2 separate regions of the Homo sapiens genome follow, and region 1 is linked to region 2. A link is an interaction called in ENCODE POLR2A ChIA-PET data of the cell type or tissue named here. Cell type or tissue: K562. All regions are shown on one strand. Each heading gives the region's core, and the rest is flanking DNA. Links, peaks and the distances in the headings are about the cores only.

Region 1 (2,909 bases), core at 232-2,731, 150 kb after region 2:
CACACATGTCTGCACGCACACTCTCACAGACCCCAGGAGCCACAGGGCCCCAGCCCTTGTGCAGGGGCCAGCTTCCTCCCAGAGGTGAGGGCTCAGGGCCAGGCTATGGGGCGCAGGCTGAGTCCTGATGCCATCCCCCTTCACAGCAGCTTCCTGCAGGAGTTGCAGCAGTGCGACACGGACGACGACGTGGCCATGTGCTTCATCAAGAACCAGGCGGCCTTTGAGCAGTACCTGGAGTTCCTGGTGGGGCGTGTGCAGGCTGAGTCGGTGGTCGTCAGCACGGCCATCCAGGAGTTCTACAAGGTGCCCATGCCTGAACTCATGGGCTCCTGAACCTCAGTGCCTGCCCTTGGCTCCCTTTGAAGGCTCACTGAGCCCAGGCGTCCTCCAAGGTTCATCCTGTTCTGCCCACATCAGAGCCTGCGCTCATCTTCCCCGACCTCGCCACTGCCCACAGCCTCCCTGCACCCCCCTTGGGCCTCAGTTCAGAAATGCGGGTGGAGCTGCTTTTGCAGCCCTGTGCTTCTGGGAAGGCCACTTCAGCAGCCCAAGTCCTGTGCTTGTCACCTGTCAGGAGGTGATGACAGCTGTCACCTGGGGTGTAGGCTGTGTGTGCACCCTGGGGACCCACCCTCCAGCTCTCAGGGACACAGCCATCAGTGGGCCTTGCACTCCTGCCCTAAAACCCACCCTCCTGGTTCCCACAGAAATACGCGGAGGAGGCCCTGTTGGCAGGGGACCCCTCTCAGCCCCCGCCACCACCTCTGCAGCACTACCTGGAGCAGCCAGTGGAGCGGGTGCAGCGCTACCAGGCCTTGCTGAAGGTGGGCACCACCTCCCCTGCCCCGCCTCCTCTGCCCAGGCTGGGTCTCTTGGGTTCCAGCCTGTGGAGCATTCTAAGCCCTGACCTTCGCCCCGGCCCCAGGAGCTGATCCGCAACAAGGCGCGGAACAGACAGAACTGCGCGCTGCTGGAGCAGGCCTATGCCGTGGTGTCTGCCCTGCCACAGCGCGCTGAGAACAAGCTGCACGTGTCCCTCATGGAGAACTACCCAGGCACCCTGCAGGCCCTGGGCGAGCCCATCCGCCAGGTTGGGGAGGGCCAGGGGCCGGGGCCGGGAGATGCATGTGATGTGGGTGGGTATTGGGGTGCTGGGGGCTTGTATCTGGGGCTGCCAGGAGGTGGCGGTGTGTGCATGAGTTGGGCAGAGCACTGGGTACCTGGGTGGCTGTGGGGCCTGCACCGCTGGGCAATCTGGCCCACCACAGGCTGACCGCAGCCCACACCCTCCCCCAGGGCCACTTCATCGTGTGGGAGGGTGCACCGGGGGCCCGCATGCCCTGGAAGGGCCACAACCGTCACGTGTTCCTCTTCCGCAACCACCTGGTAATCTGCAAGCCCCGGCGAGACTCCCGCACCGATACCGTCAGCTACGTGTTCCGGAACATGATGAAGGTCTGCAGGCTCTGGGCTGCTGGGCGGGGCTCCCTGTCCCTCAGCGCCGGGGTGGATGCCAGTGGCCACACCTGCAGCCGCTGGTCCAGGGTGGCCTGAATGTTTCCTCGTCGGGTCCCACATCTGTTGAGGATGGTCAGCCCGTGTCCCCCTCCCTGTGCTGACACCCTCCCCCACCCACAGCTGAGCAGCATCGACCTGAACGACCAGGTGGAGGGGGATGACCGCGCCTTCGAGGTGTGGCAGGAGCGGGAGGACTCGGTGCGCAAGTACCTGCTGCAGGCACGGACAGCCATTATCAAGAGCTCGTGGGTGAAGGAGATCTGTGGCATCCAGCAGCGTCTGGCCCTGCCTGTGTGGCGTGAGTGTCCACCTTCCCGGGGGCCCAGGTGGCTGAGCCAGGATGGGGCACCCGGCTGCAGCCGCACAGGTCCCTGCCTGGGTGGGTGTGAGGGGTGGGCTCGTTCCTGGGACAGACGGCTACAGCCTCATGGGGAGCCCCTGGGCTGGGTGTTGGGTTGGCCCTGATCCAAGGTCGGGGATACCATGGGGTCCCCAAGCTCAAGGCACCCATCCGGATCATGTCAGGGGCTGTGAAGGGTCTGGCAGCCCGGGGTCTGCTTCCTCAACCAGAACAGAATCTTCCCCCGAGCCCCCACTGCTCTCCATTTAACATGCACCTGCCTCACTCACCTGACTCCAGGTGGGGACCTTGGATGAGGGGTGACAAGGGACAGTCCCCATAGGGGCCACACCATCAGATGTGGGGCTCATGGTGCAGGGCAGGTGACCTGCCAGGTGCACCTGGGGGTGCCGCAGCCCGATGTCCCCCCACAGAGCACTCAGGGCTGTTGTGTGTCCTCAGGGCCCCCGGACTTTGAAGAGGAGCTGGCCGACTGCACAGCCGAGCTGGGTGAGACAGTCAAGCTGGCCTGCCGCGTGACGGGCACACCCAAGCCTGTCATCAGCTGGTACAAAGGTAAACCCCGGGGCCAGGGGCTGTGGCCTTCCTGTCCAGGATGCAGGCCCTGCAACAGAAAAGAGCTGCCCGAGAGAAACAGGCTGTGAGGGCTGGGGACCCAATATGGGATTTGGCTGGGAGTCTGGGGCATGGACAGGCCTTATATGTTCACTTGCCACCCGCCTTCCGAATCAAAGACAGCATGGTTGGGGACACGGAGATGCCGAGGCTTGGAGAGGAGGGAGTTCAGTGGGGGCACTCGGCTCTGCAAAGCTGCTAGTCCCATAGTCAGGGCTGATTGTGGCCAAAGGGCCCAGGTTAAATTAGCTGCCGGGAGAGCCACCTAGGGAAAGGTCCAGGCGGCACTATGCATGAACTTCCAGTTGTCCCCTCCTGGGGGGAATCATTTCTGCCAGTGACAGCACGTGACGACATGCACGGGATGGTGCCAACCAGGTGCTTCCCTGGCCATGGTGTCCAGGGTTTTGCA
Region 2 (2,909 bases), core at 166-2,665:
AGCCTCTGGTCACATTTTCATCACCTAATCAATGCATAACCTTGCTTTAGGTGTGTTTTGTTTGAAGATACCTGGTTTAATACAGATTGCTGGTGCGTTCACGTGGTGCTCACGGCCTGGGGCACTGTAACTCCTGCTTATCTAACACGATCTTCACCAGGCTTGTCACGGCCTTCCTGCACCTAGACGCCAGACAGCACTTCAGCACTGTGCTGGGAGGCACCTTTAAACAGCGAAATCGCCCACAAAAAGCACAAACGTGGAAAATGTGGCACCAAATAGACCATTAAATGATGCTTCACAAGTCAAAAACCACAGGCAGGGCACAACCTTCTCCACCTGAGCTGGGAAGGAGTGCACTGGGCCACGCAGAGGTTCTCACTGTGCCTAAGTCCACAGACGACTCTGAACGCTCCCAGAGGATTGATTTCGGGGTTACAAATATATTTTATTGAACAGAATGCACAAATGACAATGGGGGATGGTGTCTGGGTTGCAGTATTTCTTCCTGTCGGCAGGATGTCCTCTAGTCCTCTTCACTGAGGCTTTCACAGAGCAAACGCTGTTAACATTTTGATGAGGTCCAGTTGATTAAATTTCCCTTTTATGGATCAAGCTTTAGGTGTCAGCTTTAAGAACTCTTTGCCTAGGCCTAGATTCTGACCATTTTCTTCTTCTTTTTTTTTTTTCTTGAGATGGAGTCTGGCTCTTGTCACCCAGGCTGGAGTACAACAGCGGCATGCTCTTGGCTCACTGCAACCTCCGCCTCCCGGGTTCAAGCGATTCTCCTGCCTCAGCCTCCTGAGTAGTTGGAATTAAACAGGTGCCCACCACCACAGCCCGGCAATTTTTGTATTTTTAGTAGAGATGGGGTTTCACCATGTTGGACAGGCTAGTCTCGAACTCCTGACCTCAGGTGATCTGCCCGTCTCGGCCTCCCCAAAGTGCCGGGATTACAGGCGTGAGCCACTGCACCCAGCCTCTTCTATGTTTTTTCTACAAGCTTTGTAGTTTTATATTTTCCATTTAAGCCTGTGATCCTTTTTTTTTCAGTTGATGCATATTTTTGGGGTACATGTTATAATTTAATACATTCATACAAGTTGTAGAGATCAAACCAGTATACTTGGGGTGTCTTCATCATCTGCACGATTTGCCTTTATGCTAGAAACATTTGAATTACTCTCTTATAGCTATTTGGAAATGTACAATTGATTATTGTAAAGTACAGTCACCCTACTGCTCTCTGAAACAGTAAGTCTTATTCTGTCAAATCATGTATTTGTACCCATTCATCAACTTCTCTTATCTCTACCTCCCCACCCTCCCTGGCCTCTGGGACCCACTAGTCCTCTCCATCTCCACGAGGTCCACTGTTTCAGCTCCCACGTGAAAGCGAGAACACACGAAGTTGTCTTTCTGTGTCCGGCTTATTTCACTCAACGTAAAGACCTCCAGTTCTGGGCTGGGCACAGTGGCTCATGCCTCTAATCCCAGCACTTTGGGAGGCTGAGGCGGGCAGATCACAAGGTCAGGAGATGGAGACCATCCTGGTTAACACGGTGAAACCCTATCTCTACTAAAAATACAAAAAATTAGCCGGGCATGGTGGCACACGCCTGTGGTCCCAGCTAATTAGGAGGCTGAGGCAGGAGAATCGCTTGAACCCGGGAGGTGGAGGTTGCAGTAAGCCGAGATCGTGCCACTGTAGTGGCACGATCTCGGCTTACTGTATCACTCTAGCCTGGGTGACAGAGTGAGACTCTGTCTCAAAAAAAAAAAAAAAAAAAAAGACCTTCAGTTCCATTCATGTTGCTGCTAGTGACAGGATTTCCTTCTTTTTTATGAGTGAATAATGTAGTATACATCCACTGAATATAAGTACCATATTTTCTTTTTGTTTGACCTGGAGGCTCACTCTATCATCCAGGCTGGAGTGCAATGGTGATCTCGGCTCACTGCAACCTCCACCTCCTGGGTTCAAGTAATTCTCCTACCTCAGCCTTCCGAGTAGCTGGGATTACAGGCACCTGCCACCATGCCCAGCTAATTTTGTATTTTTAGTAAAGACATGGTTTCACCATGTTGGCCTGGGTGGTCTCGAACTTCTGACCTGAGGTGATCCTCCCACCTCAGCCTCCCCAAGTGCTGGGATTATAGTTTCTTTATAATGTGTATATAATGATGTGTATAAATACCATATTTTTAGATATAAGCCATTTTCACTGCAGTGAGATGGTACTTTGGTATAGTTTTGATGTGCATTTTTCTGATGATCAGTGATGTTGAATATTTTTCTGTATACCTATTGGTCATTTGTATGTCTTCTTTTGAAGAATGTCTATTTGGATCTTTTGCCCATTTTTAAATCAGATTACTATATTTTTTTCCTGTTGAGTTGTTTGAGCTTCTTATATATTCTGATTATTACTCCCTTGTCTGATGGGTAGTTTGTAAATATTTTCTCCCATTCTGTGGGTTGTCTCTCCATTTTGTTTCCTTCGCTGTGCAGAAGCTTTTTAGCTTCTTGTTTGCTTTCGTTGCCTGTGCTTTTGAGATCTTACACAGGAAGCATTTGCCCACACCGATGTCCTGCAGAGTTTCTCCAATGTTTTCTTCTAGCAGTTTCATAATTTCAGTTCTTACATTTAAGTCTTTAATCCATTTCGAGTTGATTTTTGTATATGGTGAGAGATAGGGGTCTAGTTTCATTCTTCTGCATATGGATATCCAGTTTATTGAAGAGACTGTCTTTTCCCCAGTGTATGTTCTTGGCACCTTTGTCAAAGATGAGTTGGTTGTAAACGGTTGGATTTCTATCTGGGTTTTCTATTCTGTTTCAATTGGCCTATGTGTCTATTTTTATGCCAGTACCATGCTGTTTTGGTTATTATAACTCTGTAGTATAG

Evidence for each region. ChIA-PET counts read pairs that join two places held together with the same protein. Peaks named below come from ENCODE experiments on the same cell type or tissue, not always from the same donor. Only the 100,000 strongest peaks of a DNase experiment are listed, where the experiment ranks them.
Region 1: POLR2A ChIA-PET joins it to region 2 with 6 read pairs; 3 of 35 experiments call an interaction of 5 or more read pairs at or near these places.

The regions. Positions count from the first base shown.
Region 1 is chr1:228,339,796-228,342,704 of GRCh38, forward strand. It overlaps OBSCN (obscurin, cytoskeletal calmodulin and titin-interacting RhoGEF), which reads left to right. Exons shown (of 116, transcript NM_001386125.1): 81 at 150-306; 82 at 711-827; 83 at 929-1,093; 84 at 1,300-1,458; 85 at 1,642-1,819; 86 at 2,324-2,437. Among named protein-coding and RNA genes, the nearest start is that of TRIM11-AS1, 53 kb to the right of the region's middle. RefSeq lists an enhancer at 1,273-1,567. In K562, for the core only: a CTCF peak has its summit at 1,191 (motif pointing right); DNase peaks (open chromatin) are centred at 1,196 and 1,426; H3K4me3 peaks cover 342 bases.
Region 2 is chr1:228,185,564-228,188,472 of GRCh38, forward strand. It overlaps LOC124904536 (a long non-coding RNA gene), which reads left to right and starts at 2,133. Exons shown (of 2, transcript XR_007066917.1): 1 at 2,133-2,909. In K562, for the core only: no CTCF peak of the experiment used is centred there; no DNase peak of the experiment used is centred there.